2 separate regions of the Homo sapiens genome follow, and region 1 is linked to region 2. The links are chromatin loops, found by intact Hi-C in ENCODE. Cell type or tissue: Caco-2. All regions are shown on one strand. Each heading gives the region's core, and the rest is flanking DNA. Links, peaks and the distances in the headings are about the cores only.

Region 1 (5,388 bases), core at 238-5,237, 88 kb after region 2:
CATCACCGGGCCAAAATAACAGAGAGGAAATGGAGGTTTTGCCTGAGCCCCCTCCTCCAATAAGTAAGAAAAAAGACAAGAAACACACTCCAGCTGTTTGTTTTTTGAGACGGAGTTTCACTCTGTTGCCCAGACTGGAGTGCAGTGGCGCGATCTCGGCTCACTGCAAGCTCCGCCTCCTGGGTTCAAACCATTCTCCTGCCTCAGCCTCCCGCGTAGCTGGGACTACAGGCGCCCACCACCACGCCCGGCTAATTTTTTGTATTTTTAGTAGAGATGGGGTTTCACCATGTTAGCCAGGATGGTCTCAATCTCCTGACCTCGTGATCCACCCGCCTCAGCCTCCAAAAGTGCTGGGATTACAGGCATGAGCCACCGCACCTGGCCACAACTTGTTTCTTTTAACCTTATAAAGAGCCAAGAAAAAGCGTTAAAGAAAATGGAGCCGCTAGCCCATTTACGAAAGGAATGATTAAGGCCTTGGCAGGCCACTTGCATATGACCCCATGGGACTAGTCAATGCTAGCTAAAACAACTTTGTAGCCTAGCCAATACCTCCTCTGGAAGGCAGAATACAATGAGTTGTACGAACAAGCCAACCAGAATCAGGTGGCCGGCCAAGACATAACAGCTGATATGCTCCAAGGGAGGGGTCCTCATGCCAATGTACAACAACTAGATTTTGATCCCCAGGCCTATGCTCAAGTGTCTTTGTGTGCTCTCAGGGCTTGGGACGGAATTCCCAAAAGTGGAGTTCAACAGGGATCTTTCGTAAATGTTTGACAAGGGCCTCAAGAGCCATTTGTTGAGTTTATCAATCGGTTAACCCAGGCAATTAAGAGACATACTAGTCACACCCAAGCTGCTGATATCTTATCGTTGCAACTGTCTTTTGAAAACGCTAATGTGCAGCAGGCAATGCAGGCAATCAAAGGAAAGGCAGCCACAGTTGGGGAGCTTCTATGAGCGTGTCAGCTGGTAGGAACTGAGACAAACAAAGCCAAAATATTGGCTATGGCATTAAGGCCTCCTAAAGTGAAAAGGGAGAGAAACCCAAATTGTTTTCTATGCGGAGATCCAGGTCATATGAAGAGGGAATGCTCCCATAGTAGAGACCAAGGTAATTCAGGGAAAGAACCCTCTTCTATATGTCCCCAATGTAGGAAGGGGAAACATTGGGCAAATCAGTGCATGTGTAAATTTGATAAAAACGCCAACCCCATAAAAAACCAGTCAGGCAACTTCAGTAGGAGCAAGCCCCAGGCCCCGCTCGCAACTGGGGCAATGCCAGCAGCTTTCCTCGATCAGATGGGAAGCCCACAGTCCTCTCTCTCAGAGCAGCCACCACAGGGAGCACAGGACTGGACTTACTCTGCCTCAACAAATTAATGCTAAAAGAAGGAGAAGACCCTAAAAGGGTTGCAACCGGGATCTGGGGCCTGCTGCCTCCAGGAACAGTGGGATTAGTCCTAGGGTGGTCTAGCCTATCTAGTAAAGGAATTAATGTGCTCACCGTGGTAATTGATAGTGATTATCACAGAGAGATATTGGTTATGATGGACTGTAAAGGTCTGCATATTCTTCCCCCTGGATCAAAGATAGCTCAGTTACTGATTTTATCATACTGGGTCCCCAGTCTCTATGGAAAGGAAAGGGGGAAGGGAAGTTTTGGGAGCACAGGAGCCACAGGAGTATATTGGAATCAATTAATCACTGATCAAGGACCCATGAAGAAATTGGAAATAAGAATTTTACTGGCTTACTGGGCACAGGGGCAGACATTTCAATCATTAGTGATCAAAACTGGCCAGAAACTTGGCTTTGGGTCAGTCAGAAACAGAAAATTGTCAGCATCATGGAAGCACACACAGCCAAGCAGAGCACACGCCCCCTAACATGCTATGATTCAGAAGGAAGAAAGGCAGTTATACAACCTCTAATCATGGCCATCCCTGTTCATCTTTGGGGATGGGACCTATTAGCCCAATGGGGGGTTACTCTGCAGACCCCTTTCAAACAATGGCCACTGTTATTATTCCTCCCCTACCCCTGATGTGGCTCTCTCAAGATCCGATTTGGGTAGAACAGTGGCCTCTGAAGGGAGAGAAATTACAGAGGGCCCATGAATTAGTTGAAGAGTAATTGAAAGCTGGGCATGTCGAATTATCTAACAGCCCTTGGAATTCACCCATTTTTGTCATTCCCAAAAAGTCTGGGAAATGAAGACTTTTGCATGACCTACGTGCTATTAATGCCAATTTGCAACCTATGGGACCACTTCAGCAGCAGCTCCCTTCCCCCACGGCGATTCCTCAAGATTAGCCTATAATCATTATTGACTTAAAAGATTGTTTTTATATGATTCCCCTAGCAGAACAGGACAGAGAAAAATTCATTTACAATATCAGCTATCAATAAAGAAAAGCCAGCTTGTCGAATTCATTGGAAAGTGCTTCCTCAAGGAATGCTAAATAGTCCTGCCATGTGTCAGTATCATGTAAATCAAGCCTTGCTCCCTAGTAGAAAATAATTTCCTGATTGCAAGATTATTCATTTTATGGATGATATTCTACTAGCAGCCCCAACGGAGCCAATACTTTTAAATTTATATTCCTCTGTCGTAAAGAAATACACAGCTAAGAGATTTAATCATTTACCTGAAAAAGTAAAAATGTCCTCTCCTTGGAAATATCTTGGGTACGTATTAACTTTCCAGTCAGTAAGACCTCAGAAGGTTAAATTAAAGACTAGCAACTAGCAACCGGTATTCTCCCAGATATTTAACCCCTGCAGCAAAAAGGGAAATTGAGGAAATAGAACAAGCCGTCTCTCAGGGGCAGCTAGATCGCATTGATCCACGTTATTCAATCCAATTGTTTTATCTTTCTCACCAAACACTCCCCTACAGGGTTAATAGGACAGATGGCCCCCGGGCTATGCTTCCTAGAATGGGTTTTTTGCCACATACCGGGACTAAAACACTATCTCCCTATAGTCAGTTACTTACTAAAGTCATCTATTCAGGCCACAAACAATGCAATCAGTCACTAGGTTATGACCCTGATGTCATCAGGATTCCTTTAAGTAAAAAGCAATTCAAAGCAGTATTGCCAGTATCTATTAATCTGCAAATAGCTTTCTCTGATTACACAGGACAAATAGAGCACATACTTCCTGCTGATAAACTCCTTTATTTCTTATCTCATACCCTGGTAATCTTACCCACAAAAATAGTTCACTCCCCCATACCTAATGCTTTAACACTGTTTACTGATGGTTCTGGTAAACATGGAAAAGCAGCAGTCTGGTAGAGACCACATAATTCAATCACTCGATCTGGGTTTACTAGCACTTAGAGAGCTGAGACTGGGGCCCTGATACTGGCCTTAGAAACTTTTTCCACTCAGCCCATAAATATTGTAAATGACTTGGCTTACACTGTTTATTTATTGCAGAACCCTCAAAACAGCCTTAATTAAGTCCGCTCTTGAGCCCACCCTGTGTGCTCTTTTTCTTTGATTTCAGCAATTCCTAGATCAATGTACACATCCTATTTTTATCACACACATTCCAGGCCACAGCTTTCTGCCTGGCCCATTGGCTTATGGCAACGAACAAGACCTACAAGTTATGACATCACTGCTTGACCAAGCCACCCAATTGCATCAATCTTTCCACCAAAATTGGAGAAATTTATCTAAACAATTTCAACTTACTCAGAGGCTGGCTAAACAAATTATCCCACAATGCCCAGATTGTCAGCTCCCTGGCCTCCTTCCACAGGTGTTAACCCTAGAGGATTAGAACCTCATCAGTTATGGCAAACAGATGTTACACACGTCCCTGAATTTGGAAAACTTAGATATGTACATGTATCCGTTGATACCAACACTCATCTAATTAGTGCACACACCCTTCCTAGAGAGTCCACTTGGTATATCATTAAACATCTTTTAACTTTTGCATTTATGGGGCAGCCCACAAAAATTAAAAAATTAAAAAATTAAAACTGAAAATGGTCCAGCTTATGCCAGCTCACAATTTCAACAATTTTGTCACAAGTGGAATATCCAACATTCCACAGGCATCCCATATAACCCCCAAGGACAAGCCATAGTAGAACGTGCCCACTCCACCCTTAAAAATATGCCCAGAAAACAGCCAGAAGAGGGGGAGTATGAGTAAAAACCCTCCAACACTATTGGCACAAGCCTTATTTACCCTTAATTTTCTAAATTTAGATGACGAATTTCAATCAGCTGTAGAAAAGCACTTTGCTAAAACCTCTCAAGACATAAAGCCTGCAGTTTTATGGAAAGATGTAAACAGTAATGAATGGTGTGATCCAAATGAATTGTTAATGTGGGGAAGAGGGTAGGCTTGTGTCCATACCCCCTCAGGTCCTCTTTGAATTCCAGCATGATGCATTAAACCATACCATGGTGTGGCTAGGATCCAACCTGGTACCGGAGATGAAGGAACTGACCCTACAGGATCCACAGCCCCAGACGATGAGGCTTCCATGGATGACACAAGCCCCGGACGTCACCTGGGGGATGCTGAAGAGGACAACTCAGGAGGCTGAATGAATTCTGCTCCAGACACAGACACCATTTACTTCAGATAATTTGTTCCTTGCTATGCTCTCTGTTGTACATTGCAACTCACATAGGGTATTGATCCTTTTTATGCTCTTGCTTTGTCTGCAAACTGTACCTGCTACACTCTACTGGCTCTTATCTTAGACCCGCCTTTCTTTCGCCCTGTCACCTGGGCAGACATCCCCTTCCCAGCCTATAATAACATAAGTGCTTGGCTAGGAGGGATAGATTTACCCCCAGTGGGGTCCCTCAGTAATGGCATACATTGGACTAAGGTGCCAGATAACACTACATATCACTCCACTATCTTCCCACTGTGTGTAAGTTATAAAGGTTCTAACACTTACTGTGTATCTGCCCAAACACAATTATGACCATATCATGGCAAAGAAAATGCCTTAACAGCCTTAGCTACAGGTAGCCTCAAACCAGGTAATGCAATCAATGCCACTTTCCCAAACATTCCTTCCTGTGCTAAAGGACAAAACTGGGAAAGTACTGGATTTTACTTTAGCTGGGAGGTCTGTCACAGGGGACAAGCCCATAGCCTCCAGTTAGGCAATTATAACATCTTAGACTGGAGTCCCCATGGCCATTTGCAGGGCAGCCTTACTAATGTCCTCCTCTGTCAAGGCATCAATCACAGTTTTGTAGCCATGTCCCATTCCCCTATGATTTGGGCCAATGGGGCGATGCAATATCCCAGACCCCAAGTAAATTCCATGCCACCTCAAGACACTTTATGGCACCTGGGACATCTTGGCACCTCCCTTGACACCTGGCATGG
Region 2 (5,388 bases), core at 177-5,176:
CTCCTGTCAGTACGGGTGATTTTAGCAGAATGCTAAAATGATGGGGAAAAGATTGAAGGTAACATACATAATCATGCTTATGAAGCGTGCATAAGCTTAGAAACTTTTCTTGGGTTTAAGCAAGACTTTTGTTGAAGAACTGAATTCATTATGTGAGTATTTACAACTGTACAGGTTTTTTCTGTCTCAGTAGGCTTGTCATGTTAGGTCACCAGGGCTTATGGAATTTATCGCTGAGTTGTGGGTTTAACTTAGCTATTAATTGATGATGTACATGGTTACCCATATTCTGTAACACTTTCTCAAAAGTTGACTTTTCCTCCAAACCCTGCTCCCCATCAGTAATCTAAGTGCTTTAAGGTGGTTCTGTTTTTCATCTAATTCCTAAATATAGTTTGTTTTACAGCCTCAATTAATCTTGAAGTTTAGGTATAACCCTTACTGACTTACTGAATAACTGTCCTTGAAGTGAACACTGTAGTTTAATTTCAAGAACCTTCCTCTCTGTATTTATTAGCAGTAAACACTGAGTTCATGTAAAGATCTTTAAATCTGGGTAGATTGTGCTAAAATTAGTGATACTTTTTCTATATCATAACTTAAACTTCTGGATAGACAAAATCACTGAATTTCCTAGACCCTATGGAATGAAGATTTTTTTCCCCATGTGATTCATTTGTAAAGTACAAGTTTTAATCATCTTTTTAAATGAGGTAAATTATTTGTCATGGGGATTTGCTTCTAGCCTCTAGGAAACGACATAAAAAAGATGATGATAAAGCTTGGGAATATGAAGAGCGTGACAGAAGAAGCTCTGGGGATCATAGGAGAAGTGGCCACTCTCATGAAGGAAGAAGGAGTTCAGGTGGTGGTCGTTATCGAAACCGAAGTCCGTCAGATTCTGACATGGAAGATTATTCTCCTCCTCCCAGCCTTAGTGAGGGTAATTCATCAGTGTCAACGGATTTCTTACATAAACCAATTTAAATTTAGGGCTTTAACTTTGAAGAATATTTTATATCTTTTTATGAGTTAATAACTAATTTTCAATTAAGACAAAAATACTTAGTTTCTATGTGCAGTGATTATCGTTTAAGTCTTTAACGTTCAGGAAAAAAACTAGAAACAAAAATGGAATTATTTTAAGTTGTCAGTCCTGCATTTCAGTACTTCTTTTTGTTCGTTTTAGTTGCTAGGAAAATGAAGAAAAAAGAAAAACAGAAGAAAAGGAAAGCATATGAACCAAAACTAACACCTGAAGGTAACACGTTAGTTTATTTAATTTGTCTTTATTCATATTCTTCAGCTTCACATGTCTACTTGTAATGTGAGAATAATGAATATATTTTTCTCTCTTGCAGAAATGATGGACTCTTCAACTTTTAAGAGATTCACAGCCTCAATAGAGAATATTTTGGATAATTTGGAAGATATGGATTTTACTGCGTTTGGTAAAATCAACTTAAAATACATTTACACATACTCTAAGTGTCTTAACTGTATCCTCTAGAGTAACTCAGTTACTCTAGTGATGTGTCCTACCTTGAAATCATATACTGGTTGTTGTTGTGATCACTTGTTGCTGACAATGATAAACTTTCTAGTCTGTTATTTGACTAGCAACTGCTCTTTTCTGAATCCCTAACTATGATAAATACACAAATACTTAAGGCTTAACTCAGTTACTCTAGAGGATACAGAGGCATACTCTGTGCTATCAAGAAACTTGAAATCTAGTTGTAAAGTCAAATCTAGTCTGTTACCAAGAAATTAAAAACTTTAGTACAAAACTCAAGTATATATTAATCAAGTCTGGATAGTATCTAAAGAATCATGAGTAAGTGAGAGTAATTTAAAAAGTCTTTATGCAGGTGAGGAGGCTTGAAAAGGCCCTGTATAATGAAGGTACTGATAGGAGCATATATGCAGAAATAAGCATCTATTCTTCTGTTCATTTATTCTAATGACCAATATTTATTGAATACTTACTGTATGCCAGTAGTATGTTAAGTGCTGGAGATGTAAAAATAACTAAAACCCAAACACCTGGCTTTAGGGAATACAGATTCTAATATGGAAAACAAAATAGTAAACCAGTTAGAATACAGTAGGATTAATGTTATATTCATGTATTACTTTTACAATGACATAAAGATTACATCTATAAATATTAAAATGTTTATAAAAACACTGCTTGCAATGTATAGAGCTATTCTTAACAATCTTATGCCACCTTCAGCTGGTAAAGTAAGTATTTGTTTTGTGAGAATTACTTGCCTGAGTATCATTGTGTTTGCTGATTATTTAGAATGTCAGTTTCATCTTTTTTAAAACTTTACAGTTCTGTGCTGAGAAATTGTCTTCTGTATCATTTAGGGTCCAAAAGTACAAAGGGCACTCTCAAAATAGGATAATATGAGGAGGAGTTATTTACAAAGAGACCAGTTAAAAAGATGGAGGCAAAATAATACCAGAACCCAGGGTTAACAGCCTTAAACCAAAAGAGTGAGGATACAGAAAAGTCACCAGAACTCATTCTGCAGGAAAAAAAGTTGTAGAGTAGGCTGCCTTGAAAGAAGCAATACCTTTTGGTCAGGGGACAGAGCCAGCCTGAGGAGACCTTGTAAGCAAAGAGTAAGAGATATAAATACTTTGACCTTACACTCCTCTTTGATCTTCTAACAGGGCACCCTACTGGCCAAACCCAAACAAAAGCCAGAGGGCATGGGAGACTCTTGATGTAGTCCATTCAGGTCAGCCTCCTGAGGCAGAGAATGTGGTTGAGAAAGAGTCAAGAGTATATCTAAAGTAGTAAAGATAAGATATCTATCTCATCTTCCCATTTCAGTCATAAATCTGACTTCAATTTCTGTCCTTTTTCATTCAGGGTTTACTTGAGGTTTATATATAGAGGCGTCTTAGGTTATTTGTTTAGTTTGCATGTCTAAAAATTTTATTAGAAAGTTAAGCTTGACATTTTGAACTATTTTATTTACCTAAACTTTGTTTGTGTTTGTTTGGCTTGATTTTGCAGGTGATGATGATGAAATTCCTCAGGAACTGCTCTTAGGAAAACATCAGCTTAATGAACTTGGCAGTGAATCTGCTAAAATAAAAGCAATGGGTATAATGGATAAGGTATCTCACCAAAGTAAAATTTATAAATTTACTTCATAGAAACATTTGAAATTAATTTAAGGTTTTCAGGGTAAATTATAAAATTTATGTAAAGTAAATAGTAAAAAGAAAACTCATTGTTGACTTCTGAGAGTCTAAATGAGTTTTTTTGTTTTTTTACAAAAGAAAAAAGTATTCTGCAGATTATTCTAAAGAGAATCATATTACTGCATTGAAAGAGGCATGGACTTTAATTTTTTCCAGAGTTTTTTTTTTTCATTTTCTCAAATATTTAGATTATTTAAATGCAGAAATATATTAAATTTTTCTTTGACATTTGCTTTAGTCATTTAGGGTCGTTGAGTAGAAGTTCTAAGTGGGAAAGTTTTCTTACTCTTTAAGAGGGTGACAATGCTATTTCCTCCATAGCTCAAAGGGAATAATTGTACAGATTGTTTCTTGAATAATATATAACTTTTACCAACGATTGATAAAGAATTTATATTGCTATTTTAGCTTTCAACTGACAAAACTGTGAAAGTCTTAAATATCTTGGAGAAGAATATTCAGGATGGGTCAAAGCTTTCCACTTTGTTAAATCATGTAAGTTTAAGATCCATACTGTTAATTTTACCCTTAATGTTATTAAGATCTATAGTAGTCCCCCACTTCTCTATTGTTTCATTTTCCATTTTCTCAGTTACCTACAGTCAACTGTGATCTGAAAGTAGGTGAATAATTTTTATTACAGTCTATTGTTCTGTTTTTTATTGTCATTAATCTCTTCCCATGCCTAATTTATAAATTAAGTTTTATCTTAGGTATGTATGTATAGGAAAAAACATAGTGTATATCGGGTTTGATAGTATCCATGGCATGCACTCGAGGTCTTGGAATCTATCATCTGTCCATTAGGGAGGGACTAATGTGAATTTTTTCACAAATGACTCTCATGTGGGGGAAATTTCACATTTCGTTAATTTGAGCATGTTACCATGAATTACTAGTTACATTCATTAGCATTGCTAGTAGAACTTCACTTTTAGTAATTCAGAATTAATGTTACACATTGTCAATTCACAGCTTTGCCATAAAGTAAGAATAATAAAGACATGAAAATGTTTGTCAATTTAAGGGGCAGTTCTTTAGTTTATGCTCTTCCTTATGTAAGTATATGAATGTTTAAATTTTGTTTTTGAGTTATGAGATGATAGTAGGTAGTAATTCTTTTTGTTGAGCTTCCCTGAAGAAATAACATAGTTAGAAACCTTATGATTTCCTAATATATACTAATTAATATACATTACTCCTTATATACCGTTTTTATACCTACCTCAAAGGGTTGTTCAAAGGATTAAAGAATTAATTCATGTAAAGCACTTAGTGTCTGGCACACTTTAACTTCTCAGTAAATGTTAACTCCAGCTGTTACTATATTTTAATATGCTTATATCAAAAGCAGTAGCAACATGCTTGCAATGGTTTATTAATTGAGTGAAGCAAATTTCCTGGGATTTGCCTTCCTAGCATTGTAGTGGACTATGAATTATATGTGCATTCAAATTGATCTTGATATCTCTGACATTAATGAATGCAAACACTAATGCTTATAGGCATTTAGTAAGTTCTGAGTTGATAAATTTTCTTTCTCTCCCTTTTTTTTTTTTCTCCCCTGATAGAGCCAGGGTCTTGCTCTGTCCCCTGGGCTGGAGTGCAGTGCTACAGTCATAGCTCATTGTAGTCTGGAACTACTGGGCTCAGGTGATCCTCCCACCTCAGCCTCCCAAGCTGCTGGAACTACAGGCATGCACCACAATGCCTGGCCAATTATTTAAAATGTTTTGTAGAGCCAAGCGCTCACTCTGTTGCTCAGACTGATCTCAAACTGCTGGCAACAAACAATCCTCCTGCCTTGTCCTCCCAAAGCTCTGGGACCACAGATGTGAGGCACTACACCTGGCCAAATTTTCTTTATTTTTAAAAGCCTGATTATAAAAGTAACATATTTATTGTAGAAAATTTCCAAAACACAGAAAGCACCAAAAAAGCTATATTCTAATCCAGCAATGACCATTTTGAACACTTTTGATATATATACTTCTCATGTATACGTATGTAGTATATATATTTAATATACAAGCACTAGATTTTATTTTATCTTATGAGGGAAATGCTCTTGGTGTTTACAAAAGCCACAGGATTGCTAGGGGATCTACATGGAATAAAACAAGCTTGTCCAACCTGTGGCCCACTGGCCCGTGTGGCCCAGGA

Evidence for each region. Peaks named below come from ENCODE experiments on the same cell type or tissue, not always from the same donor. Only the 100,000 strongest peaks of a DNase experiment are listed, where the experiment ranks them.
Region 1: it touches region 2 in a loop (13-fold over the local background); 1 of 110 quality-filtered maps calls a loop at or near these places.

Annotation. Positions count from the first base shown.
Region 1 is chr5:37,087,369-37,092,756 of GRCh38, forward strand. It overlaps a transcript of CPLANE1 not described here. Among named protein-coding and RNA genes, the nearest start is that of CPLANE1-AS1, 160 kb to the right of the region's middle. In Caco-2, for the core only: no CTCF peak of the experiment used is centred there; DNase peaks (open chromatin) are centred at 2,953, 3,353 and 3,593.
Region 2 is chr5:36,999,628-37,005,015 of GRCh38, forward strand. NIPBL (NIPBL cohesin loading factor) reads left to right here. Exons shown (of 47, transcript NM_133433.4): 12 at 746-943; 13 at 1,190-1,261; 14 at 1,362-1,451; 15 at 3,035-3,138; 16 at 3,634-3,720. Among named protein-coding and RNA genes, the nearest start is that of NIPBL, 130 kb to the left of the region's middle. In Caco-2, for the core only: no CTCF peak of the experiment used is centred there; a DNase peak (open chromatin) is centred at 2,714.